6 separate regions of the Homo sapiens genome follow, and all the other regions are linked to region 3. A link is a contact called in ENCODE Hi-C or POLR2A ChIA-PET data. All regions are on one chromosome and are shown on one strand. The core of a region is the stretch at or near the end of the contact, and the rest is flanking DNA. Distances in the headings are between cores, read along the strand shown.

Region 1 (2,700 bases), core at 85-2,584, 630 kb before region 3:
TCTGAGAACTTAGCTCAATACTTGTCCAATAGTAAACACTCCATAATGTTTGCCTGTTTGAATCTATAATCAAAATCTCCAGTAGGAGAAGGCCCTTGTATTTCTGTTTCATTTTTTTTGCTAGTTGGTGGGAGAACACACTTTTCAAAATACTAATAGTTCACCACCGGACAAGAGATACATACAACCCCAACTTCCAAGTAAATGGAAAATACCTTTTCTGGGTACGTTTATTTGGAAAGGGTTTCTTCACTTGAAGAAAGAATTAACAAACCCCTGTTTGGGAGGATAAAACAAGAAATTCCTTTGGGATGTCTCAAGTTTCTAGAGAGCCAGGCTCTCGCAGGCTGAGGTGGCTTCCACACTGTTCATGAACTGCTCTTGGCGGGCTGGTGGCCTGTTTGATATTCTGAGGTCTAGCAAAGATTTAGCTCCAGGGGGTCATCAAGAGGTCATGGTCTTGATCATTTCCTCTGTTATTTATCTTTGGCTTGTGGTACTGGAGCCTGCCTTTGATACAGGGCATTTCTACCACAGCTGCACAGAATCAAGCATTTCAGTGATTTGGTTTGAGGTGAAGGAGGCTTGGCTTCTAATGCTGCGAAAATGTCACTGGGTACATCTGAGAATATCTAGCTCTGTCCTTCACTGATGAGCAAATTCATTTCTGGGGGTTTACCAGTGGCACTTCCCAGACTTGGGTCAGGAAAGGAATCCTCCTGGTGAGGACAGCAGTTTTCAGTTTGAGTAATTCCATTTTCAGTTCCTTCTGAGACATTTTTCTTGCTCTGAGCTGGAGATAAAAGCAGCATGTCTCAGGCCTCTAGGGTGGATCTCTACTTTTCAACACTGTTTATGACTCACCTGTGACTGCCCTCAGTGCAGCCAAGGGGACCATTTATGCTGAATTAGCCTTTGGATTTTTCTTCTTAGTGACAGCAAAACTTCCGTGACAGCAAACAAGTAAACCACAGGAACATCCCTGGTCTGCTCAGCACAGCAGGCTCTTGGGTTCTCAGAGAGCCTGGGAGGACTTTTCAGCTTGTCTTATGTGGGTTTGTTCACCCCGTCCGGTTTCATTTTTATTTAAAACAATTGGTATCTTTCATCTTGGTTGCCAAGTATGGGTTGCATATGGTTTTGACCTGATATGAAGGGCCCAAATCAAATACCCAGGACTTGGCCTGGAAAATTGGTTGTATAAGACCTGCTCTCTTGTTCCCCTAAAAAGCAGCCTAGCAAATGGAAGCAATGGGTCCCAGGAGTTCGTTTCTGTATGCGGCTCTAACTCTGCCACGAAGGCCAGGACAGATAGTGTGCAGTGCTCTGTCATGTCTACCAGAGAAAATGATGCAACATGTGCTGGAGACTTTACCATCTGTGCAAGAGTGCAGCCCTAGGCTCAATCCAAAAGAAAAAGGAAGTGGCATTATAGCAGGGATATTCCCAGTGAGTCAAATTCCCAGAACAGCCTGTCCCTCCTCAAGGTGGTCAGTGTGCCCCAGCATCTCACCTCCAGATTTGGACTAAAACAGAACTGTTGCGTGCAGGGGTTAGAGAGGACTAGAGCAGTGATGTATTTTATATATCATATTTTCTAGCAATGGTTTTCCATCTGAAACCCAGTTTACATTGTGGCCCAGGGCACAGAAACAGAAGCTTTATGAAACAAGTTACTGTTTCCATGTGTCAGCATTCTAATTTTCCTTTCCTTTTCCTGTTCTTTTTTCTGTTATTTTAATTTTTTAAAAAAGCTTCTTGACTCACTAAATTACTATAACAAACCACTTATGAGTCAAAGCCCATATTTTGAAAAACAACATTGCATTAGTGTATACAGGCAGCACCTTGGGAACATTTATAGAATATGGATTCTTGGGTCCCTCTCCAGGGATTCTAATTCAGTCATTCCTGGGCCCAAGAATCTACGTTTTATGTTAACCTGACCTAAATGTGACCATTATGAGGGCAGGAAACGGTTTTGATCCCTAACATATCCCAAGTGCTTTACATGAAGAACTTGGTACAGCACAGGCTCTTGGTCATTGGTGGTTGAATAAATAAATGAATGAAAAAGTATTGATCTTCAAATGATTCCATCCTTCAACCCCAGCCGTGCCTCCCTTTGCATCTATACTGTTGTCTTCGTTTTTTTAAGATAGATACTCAAATAGTCTCTAGACCTTTGAATTGCAAAATTGCTTTGAATCTCCAAGTTGGAAGCTGCCTTGAAAGTCTCTAATCTAGGGATTCTCAGGTGTAGAAACTTTGTCTCGCTGCTTTAGAATTCCTTGGGGAAGTTTAAGGCAAATACATATCCCTAGACCCCAGCCCTGGAGTTTCAATCCAGGTAGATAGGGTTCATGGCCCAGGAATCTGCATTCTATCCTCCCTCGGGTGATGCTGTGGCCCAGCCAGGGTTGGGATGCACTGTTCTTGTGACCTCTCCCCACTGTGGATCACTGTGGATGGTGGTCACCCAGCCTCTGCTGGAAACATTTTGGGCTGGCAGAAAGAAACTCCCAGAGGTCTGCTCCACATTGAAAAGCTCTGCTTATTGGAAATTTCTTACTGATATTAGCTTCAATCACTTTCCTACTGCTGCTAGTCTTGGTTCTGCCCTCTGGAGCACCTCAACACAAGGCCAATTGGCTGCCTGACTGCTCATTGTGAAAATACAGAAAAAATATAAAGAAAGAA
Region 2 (2,700 bases), core at 16-2,515, 520 kb before region 3:
AAACTTAGGCTCAGAGAGGCTAAGTAATTCCTCAAAGCCACACAACCTAGGCTTTGCAGCCAGGAAGATGAGATTAAATCATGCTTAATTCCCTTACCAGTGTATGACCTTGGGAAAGGCTGTGAACTTCAATTTCTCTACACTATAAATTGAAAATTATAGTACTGACTATATCATAGGGTTGATTTCAATATTAGATTAATTACTATATAGAAAGCACTTAGAACAACTATAGCTCTAGTGTGGAGTAGTCAGAAATGGCCTGGAAGTTCATTTTTAGTAAAGAGATTAATAAAATAGTTTATTATGTACCAGGAGTTGATGGAGAACAGTTCCCAATTCAGCTGTCAATTTGAGCTTTTCGCTTATGAAATCTATGCTATTGAGTTGACGTTTGTTAAGGAAAAGAACCTAATGTCTGATAAACAGGCAAAAATTAACTATTACATTTAAATGTGACTATTGCAGATGTACTAAGTAGTTGAGAAAGCCAGTTGGGGTCATACTCACTTAGGCTTACACCTAGCTTTGCCTCCTTGTTAGCTGTGTGACCTTGGTCAAATCACTTAACCTTTCTGAGCTGAGGTACCCTCCTCTATAAAATGTGGATTTTAAGTAGGCTATTATAGAGGATGATGTGAGGATTTTAAAAGACCATGCATCAAAAGTACCTAAGATGAAGCCTGATTTAAGAATGAGCTCAGCAAATGCTAGCTCATTTCCTTGGATTAGCCTTTCTACACTGACCCAAGGCTTGCAAGGCAAAGCAAAACTAAATAAAAGCAAAATGAAGTTAAAAAGCCCAAACAAATAAAAACCAATTTGTTAATTGGGTGTTGGTGGATAAAAAGACTCTGAAAGTACATCCAGTCAAATTTGAATTTCAGGTAAACTATGAAATTATTTGTAGTATAAGTATATAAGTATGTAGTGTAAGTATCCCAAGCATTGCATGGGATATACTTACACTCACTAAATTCTTCACTGTTTATTCAAAATTCCAATTTAACTGGATGTCAGGTATTTCTATTTATTAAACCCGGCAGCCTAGACATGGTAGAATTTAGTAAGCCCAGACATGACAGACTCCTGAATAGCCAAGGCACAGAATTCAAAAGAGTCAAATGTGTTTCCAACTTGCTAACTGCAAAAGCATCAAGGAAAAGGTTGACCCCACCCTCTCTGTCTCTGCCAAGCAAAGAGCCCAGATGGGAAACCCCAGGTGAGTGATTTAGCCTCCTGTGCATACTCTATGGGATCCTGGTGCAGAGGTTGCTGGGAAAACCGTGGCAGCCTGCCCTAGGTTTTCCTTCGGGTGGGGCCCTGTGGTTATGGTGTGGTGACTCTTTGTCACGGTGCCCCTGCCACGCCCTGCTTAGTCCACCTGGTGGTTGGGGGTAGGGGAGAAGAGAAGTTACAGGCAGAAAAAAAGGACTTATCAATGTAACATATTTCTTAGGTGGTTTGTGCATTGCTGTTTGGGCTTGCAAAACTTTAATTATTACTTTGATGCAGAGTGGCTGCAGATTGTCACTGCCAGGCCTGATTTAATAGCCTGCTTGCACAAAGTCCGACAGAGATTGCTTTTGTTGCACTTTCTAACAGCTCGTGATGGTGGCTTTTTTACGTTAAGGAGGAAACTCTGTGGTTAAACTGTAGCCTAGGTATTTTTAGAGCCGTTACCATGTTAACCGAAATTTCGTACATTTCACCTGCAGGATATGCAGTCGTGCTTAGGGCCTTCCTTAAACTCTAACAAAAAATATAATTTAACAGTTGTTAATACTGTGCTTAGGACCAACTCCATGTTATCAGAAAAGCTACTGACCAAATACTGGACTGCTAAGAATCCTTTTTTTGGATGGGTGGTACTGTGCCATTAGAGAGTATTTTTTTTTCCTTGATATAAAACGAGTTGAAGGAACATAACCAAAAGGCTAAAATTGGTTAGTTCTAAAGGTCAGAGCCTGAAGGCAGTGACCCATTTGTTAATCATTAAGCTTTTCTAAGCCGTCTCTGACAGAATTCTGGCTTTCTGCCACTTCTCTGGTCATTTTAAACTGCAAATTCTTGTACTGTTTCAGTTTTTAAGTAGGTTTCAAAGGTTATGAGAAAGGCATAACTTGTTAGCTATTTTTCCTTATCAAACGTCTTTAGGGTTTTGGAAGGCAGAGCTGTTCTGTGTTAAGAGAATCCTCACAGCATACCCAGCCATACAGCATTTAAAGATGGACTCTTGGGTCCTCTGAAAAGGGTGGATTTCTAGCTATCATTCCCATGTTACTTAGTTTCCATAGATAAGCAGGATGTGAGGGCTGAGGACACCCACTTAGCCATTAGGTATTAGTTCCCAAATCACTGCTATCTCAGGGTAGTTGTCTCCAATAATCCCAGCACTGAAAGTTCAAAAAACAGGAGCAAAATAACCACAATGTATTTATCATCTTCTGTCATCAGTTATAAAGTGGAAGTACTTTAAAATATTTTGAATGCATTTTTGTAAAGCCCAGTGAGGTTCCAGTGCTATGACGTTTCATTGCCAGAAAACTCAATGCCAGTTTATGCTCTAGTCCATCTGAATAAAAAGTGATCTGTACACCCAAAACACATAAACAGAACTAAATTTTATGTAGCCAAGGGACATTAAGCTGCTAAAACATTTGCTTCAATATTGAACATGGAATAGCTGTCCTCTATTTC
Region 3 (2,700 bases), core at 68-2,567:
GTGATACAGAGCTTGACCTAAACTAGCATAAAAAGGATGGGAATTACTAATATTTATTGAATTAATATTTAAACTTGGGTACATTCACTTGACTTCTCTGAGCCTCAGTTGTCTCAACTATAAAATAAAGATTCTAATAATAGCTAACATTGATAAAATATTGACTATATGCTAGGAGCTATTGATACTCTAAAGACTTTATGTGCTAACTCATTTGATCCTAGAACAACCACATGATGTAGGAACCACTGTTTCTCCCATTTTGTAGATGCACAGAAAGGCTATATAACTTCCCTGCAGTCACACAGCTAAACATATTTGTTTTCTATTGCTGCTTTACAAATTTTTATGAAATTAAAGGCTTAAATATACATGTATTATCTTGCTGCTTTTTGGTTCAGGAGTCTAGGCACAGCTTATCTAGATCCTCTACTCATGGTCTCACAAGGCAGCAATTGACTTGTTGACATGGGCTAGAGTCTCATCAGAGGCTTGCAGTCATCTTCCAAGCTTGTATGATCATTGGCAGAATTAATTTCCTTGCAGCTTTGGAACTTGTGGTGGCTGAGTCTTTAAGGCCAGCAGGAGAGAATCTACTTCTTTTAAAGGTCTTACCTGATTAGATCCAGACCACTCAGGATAATTTTTCTTTTAATTAGCTTAACATTATTAGGGGGATTCTTATATCTACAATATCTCTTCATCTTTGTCATGTGATTCAACATATTCATGGGAATAATATTCCATGACCTTTGCTGTCTTCTATTGGTTAGAAGCCAACTACAGGTCTTAAACACACTCAAGTGGAGAGGATTACACAAACCTACAGATATCAAGGGGCAGGAATCACAGAGCTATCTTAGAATTCTGCCTGTTATAGTTCTAAGGTTGAGTTTAAATCCAGACTGGCTCTAAGTTTAACAGTCCATGCTTCTAATCAGTATTATCTTCTTTATTCCTTTGAAGAAAGCAAACCTACTTTATAACCTTGCATAGAGTTCTAAGTAAGGTATCCCGCAGCAGATTCATACTGGGTGTCAGTCAAATGTGAATTATTTTCACACCTTCACTTTTAAAGATCAGCTTCAGGAAACTATAACCACTTGCAGTTTTGTATTTTCAGGAAGAGATTTCCAACAGTCTCTCTAAACACTCAGGTTATATAGGTTATTTCAATTTGTTCCTGTTTGTCTGAGGCAGAGATAACCCTGGGGTTTGGGATTTCAAACTTGGGTCTCAAAAAATAACTTTAGTTCTGCTTCTTGTTTTTGAAACAGATGAAGTGATTGAGAAGAAACAGTGAACATCCTCATTTCACAGATAAGACAACATGGATCAGCCTTTTACTGTGAATTCTCTGGTAGGTCACACCAGCTGATATCTAACATTTGGTTGGAAAGCCCAAAAAGAAGAACAGAAACATACAAATGTGAAATGAGTCACAATTACTTTAAGAAGTTTAGCACTTGTAGTTTTTCATCCATCTGTGTGGTTGTCTTCTTTGAGGAAGTGACTAATAAAGCTATCTTTGTAAGACTTAAAAATAAATTTTATTTTCCACAAAAGTCTAAAATTTTAGTTTATCTAGCTAGATTCCAGGAGTGTAGTCCTTTGGCAAAACACCGGAGAGAAGAATTTCAGAGTTGATATCTGAGGAGCTACTTAAAGCTCTTTGTGCCTCAGCTACTTTATGGATAAGAATTGGAGGCTCACCTTGTATGGCGTTAACTGAGAAAAACATACATAACACCTAGGTACTGCTTTGGATCCTCGTGTAAATGTCTTTGTACTTGAAGCTCTTGTTCTTCTCACTTTTCCCCTCACTGCCCAGCACTGTGCACACTTTCTCTAGCTACATCACATGGGCTTATTCTGTGTCCTAGATCAGTCTCTGAGTGTGAATATAGACACATTATGTAATCTCCATGGCCCTGATTTTGTACTTTTTGCTCAATGACAATTGGAAACAATATTTTTGATGGTCCTAGCCTACCAGGATGGTACGATAAATGGAAACTGTCATTCCCATTTTCCTCCTCTTGATGACCCTCCCCAGCCACTCATGGTGACCTTGTAGGAGTAGCCCCATGAGCTGCAGTATACTAAATACCCTGTACGCACAAAGACTAGCACCAGGACATAAAGAAAGAGAGGGCCTGGTTCTTGTACTGAAATAGGTTGTGACCTAATGTTTTTTCTTTTTTTTTTTGAGGCGGAGTCTCGCTCTGTCACTCAGGCTGGAGTGCCAATGGCACAATCTCGGCTCACTGCAAGCCCCACCTCCCAGGTTCATGCCATTCTCCTGCCTCAGCCTCCTGAGTAGTTGGGAGTATAGGCTGCCGCCACCACGCCCAGCTAATTTTTTGTATTTTTAGTAGAGACAGGTTTCACCGTGTTAGCCAAGATGGTCTCCATCTCCTGACCTCGTGATCAGCCCACCTCGGCCTCCCAGATTGCTGGGATTACAGGTGTGAGCCACCGCACCCGGCCCCTAATGTTTTTTCTTGACCAAGAAAGTCATTCACAAAAATTAGTTGTCTTCAGAGTATATTTGGAAAGGTAGACAATTGCAGAAACATTTTCACTTTCTGTCCCCATGTTGTTGTTCCACTATGGTTAATAAAGACTGACCCATTTCCACCTCTCCAGAGGAAGGAGTCATACTTATGAGATGTCTTCTGTGTTTTTCTAGAACATTAT
Region 4 (2,700 bases), core at 191-2,690, 790 kb before region 3:
CCTCAGCCCCCATTGCTGACTGCAGCTAAGAAGAAATACCTTGGGTTGGTGCATATTTTGGAATAAAAATAGTTATAATGATAGTTATAGCTTAACCTATTGAGCGTTTACTGTGTGTAGGCACTTAGTACTTTACATATTGTAACTCACTGAATCCTTCCTTCTACCTTACAATAATAGTAGGTATAATGCTCATTCCGCAGAAGAGGAAACATGCTCAGATAGGGCAAGTAATTTGTCTAAGGTCACAAAGCTAAGAAAATGAGAAACCAGCTCAAAATTATTAAATCTGAACATAGATTTTCTTGGGAAATTACTGTTAAATTTCTCAAATAGATTGTAAGTGACCTTTAGAGACCTTCATTTCACTTACTTCATTTATTTATACATGACCCACCTAAGGCAAAGCATTTAGTTTCTTTAAGCGCAAGTTTCGTCATCTGAAGAATGGACAAATAATAATACCACCTCCCCCACCCCACCCCAGAGTTTCTGTGAGGATTAAATGAGATAATGCATATGCAGTGCCTGGCCCATAGTAGATGTTCAGTATATTTTTTACCATCATTTGTTAATTTGACAAGTAGTCAAATTAGTGATGCACATCAGAATCATCAGTGGAAACTTTTCAAATATTGAGGTCTGGGTCCCAAAGTGGGGTATTTTGAAAAGTTCCCCAAGTGATTCTGATTCACATTCCCTTATGAGAATCACTGCTGAATGTGACCAATATTCATTAAGGAAGCATTTTGCTCAAGGCATTTTGCTGTGTGCTAAGAGAGGTGTCAGATGCACAATAATGGCAAAAGTCACATAAAAATAAGTAAATTACTATGAGAGATGAGTGAGTCCTCCTGCAGCAATCAGGAAAGTCCTCATAGAGGCAATCACAGTGGGCTGGGCTTGAAGGCACAGCAGGGTTAGCTTGCCAAGAATGGTGGCAGGGCAGTGAGTGAAGGTAAGTGGCATGATGGTGCAAATAATGTCACTGGTGCCACTACTGGCTGGGACATGGAGTCTGGGGAGAGTCGGGAGATGAAGCCAGGTGGTTGGCTGCAGTCAGAGAATGGAAGCTCTTGGACTTCTGACCAGTTGGGTTTGCACTGCATTTAGAGGACCACGACAAGCCATTAAGATTTTCTGAGCCAGAGAGGGAAATGCTCAGAACTATCCTTTCACCTGTTAAGTCTGGCACTCAAATAAATTAGAAAGTATAGAACCCAAAGGCAAGAAATGAGCAAGGCCAGAGACATCTGTTGCATCAGCCCAGGCCTCAGAATAGGAGCTTGGACTAGGCAGGGTACTGACAGGTGGTTAGGCTAAAGGAACAACTATATAAACCTGGAGACTGAATTAGCTGTTGGGGGAGGGGTGGTGAGAGGAAGAAGAAGTGAAGATGACTTTGAGATTTGAGCCTGCGTGATGGGAAGAACAGCACTGTGACCAGAAAAAGGGAAGTGGGGGTATGAGCTGGGTGGGGGGAGGGAAGATGATGAGCTGAATGTGTTGAGCTGGAGATGCCTGGGCACAAGGTACACATATCTAGGAGTTAGGTGGCACTGTGGAGCTTAAAGGAGAGATCAGGGCTACACACAAACAAATAAATAGAACACAAAGTGAGTCAGCTGCACTGAGGGGTGTCGCTTCAGCCTTGGCAATGGTAGAACTCTGTGGGAAGGAGAGTAGAGCAGGGATTCTTAACCAAAGATCTGTGGATAGGATTTTTGTTTGAGGGTGTCTGTGAACTTTTTAACATTTTAAGCAGAATATTACTATGTATATTAAAAAGCCCACAATCTCATTGGATAAGTTACTCTAAACAAGGTTAAAACCTACTAATATATATATAGGAGAGGTGGGCTGAGATGCTTCTCATGGAATTTTCACATCGTAGGTAGGAACAAAATATTCCAGCCAATCTCTGCAGTCTTGACTGTCATACCTCAGACTGTGGTGGCTGTTTTATTATTATTTTTTTTAATCAGGGCCAGACTGTTTGGTCAAGATTGTCTTAAAAATGTTTCTTCTTTCCAAGATATTCAATGGGGAAAGAATAATCTTTCCACAAGTGTGGTGAGATAAGTGGATATCCACATGCAAAAGTATCCATCTGGACCCTCTGACTCTCACTAAATACAAAAGTTAACATAAAATTGGTCAAAGACCTAACTGTAATAGCTAAAACTATAAAACTCTTAGAAGGCAACATCCTCAAAGACATAATTTTTGTGACCTTAGTTTGGCCAATGATTTCTTAGATATGGCACCTGAAGCCCAAGCAACCAAAGAATAAACTGAACGTCATCAAAAATTCAACTTTTGTGTTTCAGGGACACTATCAAGAAAGCAAACAGACAACCCATAGAATGGTAGAAAATATTTATAAATTATATGTCTGATAAGAATCTAGAATATGTAAAGAACTTTTACAATTCAACAATAAAAAAATACAGTTAAAAATAGGCAAAGGATTTGAATAAACATGTATCCAAACAAAATATAAAACAGGCCAATAAGCACATGAAAATATGCTCAACATCATTAGCCATCAGAAAAATACAAATGAAAACCACAATGAGATACTACTTCACATTCACTAGAATGGCAATTGTCATCATGATCATCATCATCATCAGATAATATCATGTGTTGGCAAGGATGTAGAGAAACTGAAATCCTCTTACATTGCAGGTAGAGAGG
Region 5 (2,700 bases), core at 136-2,635, 740 kb after region 3:
TTTGGTAGTGAAAAGGCCAGATGTGACTCCTAGGAACATGTAAAATTTATTTCAGACATGATTGTTCAAATCTGAGAGAAGAAAACATGGTAAATAATGTAAATCCAATTTTGACGAACCGTTTTTTAAAAATTATAAGTAACAATCGTGGTCATGAAACTTAAAACAACTAGGATTTTTATTCTGTAAGAAACATAAACCACTTTAATTTCTGATACAAAGCACACAGGCAGATAGTTACATTTTCTTGTATTTTAAAATAATTTCTGTGGGTTTGCAAGCACAAGTTAAGGCTCAGGTTAGTTTTTCTCTGTCTTCAAGATATTCCTAGAGGGTGTATTTTCAATTCCTCAGAAGTTATTTCAAGAGGTGTTATATCCTCAATTAAACATAGAAGATTAAGCTAGAAGCTCCCTTTCATTATATTTTAGCTATTTTCATTGCAAACTCTAGTACAATCTGTCAATGTAGATAAGAGAAATAACTGAAGTATAGCTTCAAAATAAGTGAAACAGGTTTATAAATCACAGGTAATCAATATTAAGTCCTGACTTTTAAAATATTAATACTAATGAAAGTCATTTTCTAACAAGTATCAAAAACAAAAGCAAATAAAAATTCAGGTGCTAGATTACAACCTTACACCTTACAACTGTAGCCAAATCTGCTGTTTGGCTTTAAAGTTCCACACAAAATCTTAACCTACAAATTTAACATTTCAAACCCACAAAATACAAGTACCAGAGTCACCCACAGTCATGTCAAAGGGCTTTCCAAGGTCTTAGAAACCTTAATCCAATACAGAAAAGCTAAGAGTCAAAAAGACATAGAAACAGGGAAAAGTGAAGGTGTTATTTGCCAAACATTAAACTTTCACAGAAATCCAAAACCTACTTAACAATTTCCCTATATCGAACAGCATAACCTCTATGCAAATGCAGTCATTTATTAGCATTTACTGTACTTACTTTGCTTTTTGCCATTTATAAGCTTCATTAAAGACACCCACAAAGAAGTAACCAGTTGAATGAGCTTCAGTCAAGAAAAACCAGCTGTAAACTCGACCTACAAATTTACATCCCACAGCGTCCTGTGGGGAAGGTACACTTTACAAACTACCATTATATATACAAGCTTTAGATTGTGAAATAATGCACTTCGGCTTTCTCCGGTGTACATTACAATTACAAACCCTCAACTCAACCTCCCCCTTCGTTGAAAAAAAAAATCCACCTCCAATCCTCATTGGTCCACATAGTTCCGGCCCACATGGTATCAGTGGGTGTGTCCCTCCCAAAAAACCCTCTCATTGGCCGTGAAGAAACAGCTTCTAATAGGCTGTGATTTTGGGGGGTAGTTAAACTCCACGCCTCCAGACTTGCGCTCTCCAATAGACCCGAGACGCTGCTGGCTACTCTGTGATTCAAAGGGCAGGCAACCCCAGTAGGACGCGCTCAGAGAAGCGAGAGGGGTGAGAAAGGAGAGAGCACCCTCGGTGTGCCGCCCACTTTATCCTCACTCCTGGACCCCAGCAAATGTTCACACACCTGCGTTTTCCCAGCCACCAATTAGAAGGGCGGACAGAGCGTTCGCTTATTATATATCCTTGACCTAGGGACCCGCTCAAGCTTCGTGTCCAATCCTCGTTCTACTGATAGAAGCGAGCAAAGGGCAGGCTCAGGCAAAGACCTGTAGTGCTTGATGTCCCCTAGGAAAAGAATCAGTCCCGGGAACCTACTCTGTGCAGTCCCTCGACCGCAGACGCGGGGGCGCACGGGGCGTGCTGCGGCGCCTGCCTCAGCCGCTCCCAGTCCCGGGCCCCGCACGCTGCGTCTGCCTTGCGCCCGCGCTCCCCTCCCAGCGGGACTTACGCGGCCTGTTCTTTCTCCCCGAGTCCATCCTCCTCCGCAGCCGGCATTTCTTGGCCGGGGAGTCATGCTGAGGGAGCAGTGGCTGCGGCTGCAGCTCCGGCAGGAGCGGGAGGCGCTGGGGCGCCGCGTCGCTGCCGCCCACTGGACCCCGGCTGCAGACGTGCGGCGGCTGGACTGGCGGCGGATGGAAGCCGTTGTGCAGCAGCCCGTTCACAGCGGCGGCGCTGGTGCCCACGGGGGCCCCTGGAGAGTGCGGGACCGAGCGCTCCTGCTGCCCGCTGCGGTCGCCCATGCCGGGGGCTGGCGGGGCTGTGCGCGGGCCCCGGCTCAGGCGGCCTCGCTGGAGGTCATTCTCCGGCGTCTTTATTTCCCCGGATCCTCCCTGCGGCTTCCGATTCAGCAGCCGCAGAGCCGGCGCCTGGGGATGGCGAACCCGGCGCTCCTCCCCTCCTCCTGCCGACTCCCCCACCTCCTCTGCGCCCTGCCCCCCGCGCGCCGGCCCCACGGCGCCGGCCTGGAGCACGCCAGCCCCGGGCGCGGAATCGGGGATCCCCGCGCACCCCCAGCCGGGGCTCCCGCCGCCCGCCTTCCCCTGATCCCCAGGCCGCGCGACTTCAAACGCGGCTTCCTCGCCTCCCAGACTGGTCCCCGCCACTGAGCATGCCCAGTCCTGCCCGCCACCGCCACCGACGAGTTTCAACATGGGGAATCAAGTTCTCTGGGCTTGCAGAGAGGAGATGGGCGGGTTGGGCTTTGTATGGCGATGTGAAAACCAGATGGGTCTGGGAGAGACAGCGAAAGGAGCGAACCGTTTCAGGAGGAATACGGG
Region 6 (2,700 bases), core at 104-2,603, 840 kb before region 3:
CCTCTGGGTGAAGAAGCTTTCAGGAAAGTGACTGTTACTACTCAGCTAACAATGTAGTGCTGAGCACTTTGCAGGACCGAGCTCACGAAAGTCTCACACAAGTCCTAGGAGGAAGGTGCTATTATTATCTCCAGTATACAGATGAGAGAACTAAGGCTTGAGAAGGCCATGAAACTTGGCCCAAGCTCACACAACTAGTCAAGTGTCAGAGCCCTCAGCTCTCTCTGCCTTCTGATTTAGAGATTTTAATTAGTGCAAGTTCAATATCTAAACTCTAGGAAGTTGCTAAGTATTTGGGGTAGAACCACATGATTCAGGTGATGATCAGTGTATGACACTTTACTATGACAGGCCAAAGAATTGAGTAAGTAGCATTTAAAGTTTTTACTGAATGGGATTAATGTCTTGTTCCAGGAAGGATTGAAGGCAGCTGATATAAACTGGGCAATATGTGAGTAGGTAGAGATGGTGAGCTCCAGAGGAATTTGGGATGATTCTCAGAGGAGGGACTCTGGTTGGGCCTTGAAGGATGAGTGGGAATTAGGTAAGTAAAGAACATTTCAGATTTGGGGAATCAGAATCAACTCTCTTTTAGGAGGCTTGCATTTGAAGCTACTCCATGAAAATGTTCTAAGTACACACAGTGACCTTTCTTGGGCTATGCTCCTACACTTGCTGAGCTCTTATATTCTTGAGAGATGTTTTATCAGCCTAAGCATGCAAAGAAACATGTGACCTGTGAAGTAATCCTTCACCAAGAGCACGTGCCAAAGCTGGTCAATATTGGGCCAGAAATTCTCCCCATCCCACCCCACCCTGCCCTGTCATTAACCAATTCTCCCCACATCCTAGTGTCACTAGTCTTTTCATGGTTCTGAAAACATGTTATTGCTTAAGTGCATTTCTCTACCATACTTTACAGACATTATCACTAGTCCTCACAACTGCTCTAATAAGGTAAATGACATTAGGCCCATTTTACAGTGGAGGAAACTGAGACTGAGAGGTGTTAAGAACTTTGCCCAAGTCATACAACTTCTTGGTGGTGGAAGCAACTAATTCATGGAAGAAACAGATCTGATGCCAAAGCCCGTGTTCTCTCTACTCTACCACATACTCTCCTTAGAACCGAATGAAGACTCCCCAGGCAGTTTTTGCTAGTATTCTGGATTTGTTTAAAAATCCTCGTAAGATGTTAACAACTTTAAGTCCTGTGGTGGTATGGGGGACCTGAACACCTGGGTGCATTTTCTTTTATTTACTCTAACAGGGACACAGACCTCTGGCTTCTTTCATAGAAACCCCCCTTTTTGAAATGTCTCTGTTTTGTTCATTCAGGAGAACAGATCAGCATCTCTCATGCAAGGCCTGGCTCTGTGCCCATCTCACTTTTGCAATGAATTTAGCAACATCTGCTTTGCCCATTAAAGTGATTTTTCTCTTCCTGGCCCTGAGCCTGTATGCTTGCTGCAATTGATTACTAGCAATTTCCTTCCCAAACCAGAGAGTTCAGTGAACTCTAAATTGAATTGTTGCTCACTGGTCTCCTTTGGACCAATTGCATATGGCTTACGTGCAAAATGGTCAAGCCACTCAGTTCCCGAATCTATAGGCTGATGATTCTGGTTAAACGTGGGAGAGGACCTGATGAGTGACATTTCCCATTTTTGCACACAGTGGCCTAGGACTGTGGTCACTTCTGTGTTTCTCAATTTCAGGTGGGGGGAGGGGATGAAGCCACCTTGCTTACAGCAAGGCTGTTGAAGTACACACCCTCTTTCCTTTCAGTCATATTGCAGCACCAATGGCCTCAGATGTAGTTGCCTGGAAACCTTGTTTCAGAGACATCTGAGAAACATATATCTAGCTCCAGAAGTGGCTTAGAAAGACCTCAGGAAGATGCATATCACTGTACTCTTTTGAAGGCAGCAGTGGGTCCCTTTAAGTGGTTCAGGCAGCTTTTTAAGATAAAGCAACGCCCAAAGTGATGCTGAGCCTGTATACCTGGCCTGCTGCTCCATCTTGATTGGCGGATATCTAGTTATCCTTTGAGATGTAGTCTGAGTGTTACCTCTCAGGGAGTCTGCCCATGTCTCACTCAGCCCTGTATTCCCAATATCTAGCACAGTGAGTACATGTAGTGCACCCTCAGTGAAAGGACAAATGAGTGAAGGATGCTGCTCTTCTCGTGAGAAGATTTTAAACTGGTACTTTGCTCTGAGCTGTCCTTGAAGTGTCTCTCCTTCCCCACAGCCATGATAGCTTTACACAGGGACAGTGAGGAGTTGTTGGTTATTTAGAGAAGTGAAAGTCAGGAGTCTCCTCTGCCACATAGTCCTAAAAAAAAAAAACAACAAAAAACCCAAAACAAAGGAACTTATTACTGACCAAATTACTTCCATATATCAGGGAGGTTAATTTAAAGCTAGGAATCTATAAATAAGAAAAAGGTAGCATAAATGACTAACATCAAATAGTATTGACAATTGCTGGAAATCATTTGAGTCATTGCACATTCTGTCTCTTTGAGCAGACATTCCCCGTTTCCACCACAATTGCTGACTGCATACCTACCAGTATCAGCAGCCACTTCTGAAATGATTATCGCAGACGAGACTGCAAATATCCTATTCTTGCAGAACTCTGTCACAAACATCTTTAGCATCGAGCTTGGGGCTTTCTGCCTTTATTTCTGGAAGA

What was found. Hi-C counts contacts between places; a loop is a spot of excess contacts on that map. ChIA-PET counts read pairs that join two places held with the same protein, here RNA polymerase II (POLR2A). Pooled maps may share reads with other maps.
Region 1: a loop to region 3 is called in a pooled map, with 4 times the contacts of the local background. The contact joins two enhancer-like sites. A Hi-C loop is called at or near these places in 1 of 37 single-sample maps with no recorded cell type and 7 of 50 pooled maps. POLR2A ChIA-PET finds 5 or more read pairs at or near these places in 1 of 52 experiments (activated T-cell).
Region 2: a pooled map shows a loop between it and region 3 (4-fold over the local background). The contact joins two enhancer-like sites. A Hi-C loop is called at or near these places in 2 of 37 single-sample maps with no recorded cell type and 2 of 50 pooled maps.
Region 4: a pooled map shows a loop between it and region 3 (3-fold over the local background). The contact joins two enhancer-like sites. A Hi-C loop is called at or near these places in 5 of 50 pooled maps. POLR2A ChIA-PET finds 5 or more read pairs at or near these places in 2 of 52 experiments (OCI-LY7 and activated CD4-positive, alpha-beta T cell).
Region 5: a pooled map shows a loop between it and region 3 (3-fold over the local background). The contact joins the promoter of PANK1-AS1 here to the enhancer-like site in region 3. A Hi-C loop is called at or near these places in 2 of 37 single-sample maps with no recorded cell type and 4 of 50 pooled maps. POLR2A ChIA-PET finds 5 or more read pairs at or near these places in 1 of 52 experiments (GM12878).
Region 6: a loop to region 3 is called in a pooled map, with 5 times the contacts of the local background. The contact joins two enhancer-like sites. A Hi-C loop is called at or near these places in 2 of 37 single-sample maps with no recorded cell type and 3 of 50 pooled maps.

What each region holds. Positions count from the first base shown.
Region 1 is chr10:88,270,602-88,273,301 of GRCh38, forward strand. All of the region lies in intron 1 of LOC101929727 (a long non-coding RNA gene), which reads left to right. It also overlaps a transcript of RNLS not described here. Among named protein-coding and RNA genes, the nearest start is that of RNLS, 310 kb to the right of the region's middle. RefSeq lists an enhancer at 1,000-1,049. Within about 2 kb of position 1,335, at least 7 of the 41 ENCODE cell types and tissues checked have a DNase peak (open chromatin) inside an H3K27ac peak, as active enhancers do.
Region 2 is chr10:88,384,411-88,387,110 of GRCh38, forward strand. All of the region lies in intron 4 of RNLS (renalase, FAD dependent amine oxidase), which reads right to left. Among named protein-coding and RNA genes, the nearest start is that of RNLS, 200 kb to the right of the region's middle. Within about 2 kb of position 1,266, at least 26 of the 41 ENCODE cell types and tissues checked have a DNase peak (open chromatin) inside an H3K27ac peak, as active enhancers do.
Region 3 is chr10:88,900,379-88,903,078 of GRCh38, forward strand. It overlaps STAMBPL1 (STAM binding protein like 1), which reads left to right. Exons shown (of 11, transcript NM_020799.4): 2 at 1,278-1,360. The coding sequence starts at 1,331. Among named protein-coding and RNA genes, the nearest start is that of STAMBPL1, 21 kb to the left of the region's middle. RefSeq lists enhancers at 1,528-1,577, 1,708-1,807. Within about 2 kb of position 1,318, at least 4 of the 41 ENCODE cell types and tissues checked have a DNase peak (open chromatin) inside an H3K27ac peak, as active enhancers do; they include GM12878 and OCI-LY7, where a contact is called at or near this core.
Region 4 is chr10:88,106,956-88,109,655 of GRCh38, forward strand. No RefSeq gene overlaps it. Among named protein-coding and RNA genes, the nearest start is that of PTEN, 240 kb to the left of the region's middle. Within about 2 kb of position 1,441, at least 5 of the 41 ENCODE cell types and tissues checked have a DNase peak (open chromatin) inside an H3K27ac peak, as active enhancers do; they include OCI-LY7, where a contact is called at or near this core.
Region 5 is chr10:89,642,729-89,645,428 of GRCh38, forward strand. PANK1-AS1 (PANK1 antisense RNA 1) reads left to right here and starts at 1,386. Exons shown (of 5, transcript NR_184344.1): 1 at 1,386-1,471. It overlaps PANK1 (pantothenate kinase 1), which reads right to left and starts at 2,514. Exons shown (of 7, transcript NM_148977.3): 1 at 1,872-2,514. The coding sequence starts at 2,163. RefSeq lists silencers at 1,288-1,337, 2,038-2,517.
Region 6 is chr10:88,063,303-88,066,002 of GRCh38, forward strand. No RefSeq gene overlaps it. Among named protein-coding and RNA genes, the nearest start is that of PTEN, 200 kb to the left of the region's middle. Within about 2 kb of position 1,354, at least 15 of the 41 ENCODE cell types and tissues checked have a DNase peak (open chromatin) inside an H3K27ac peak, as active enhancers do.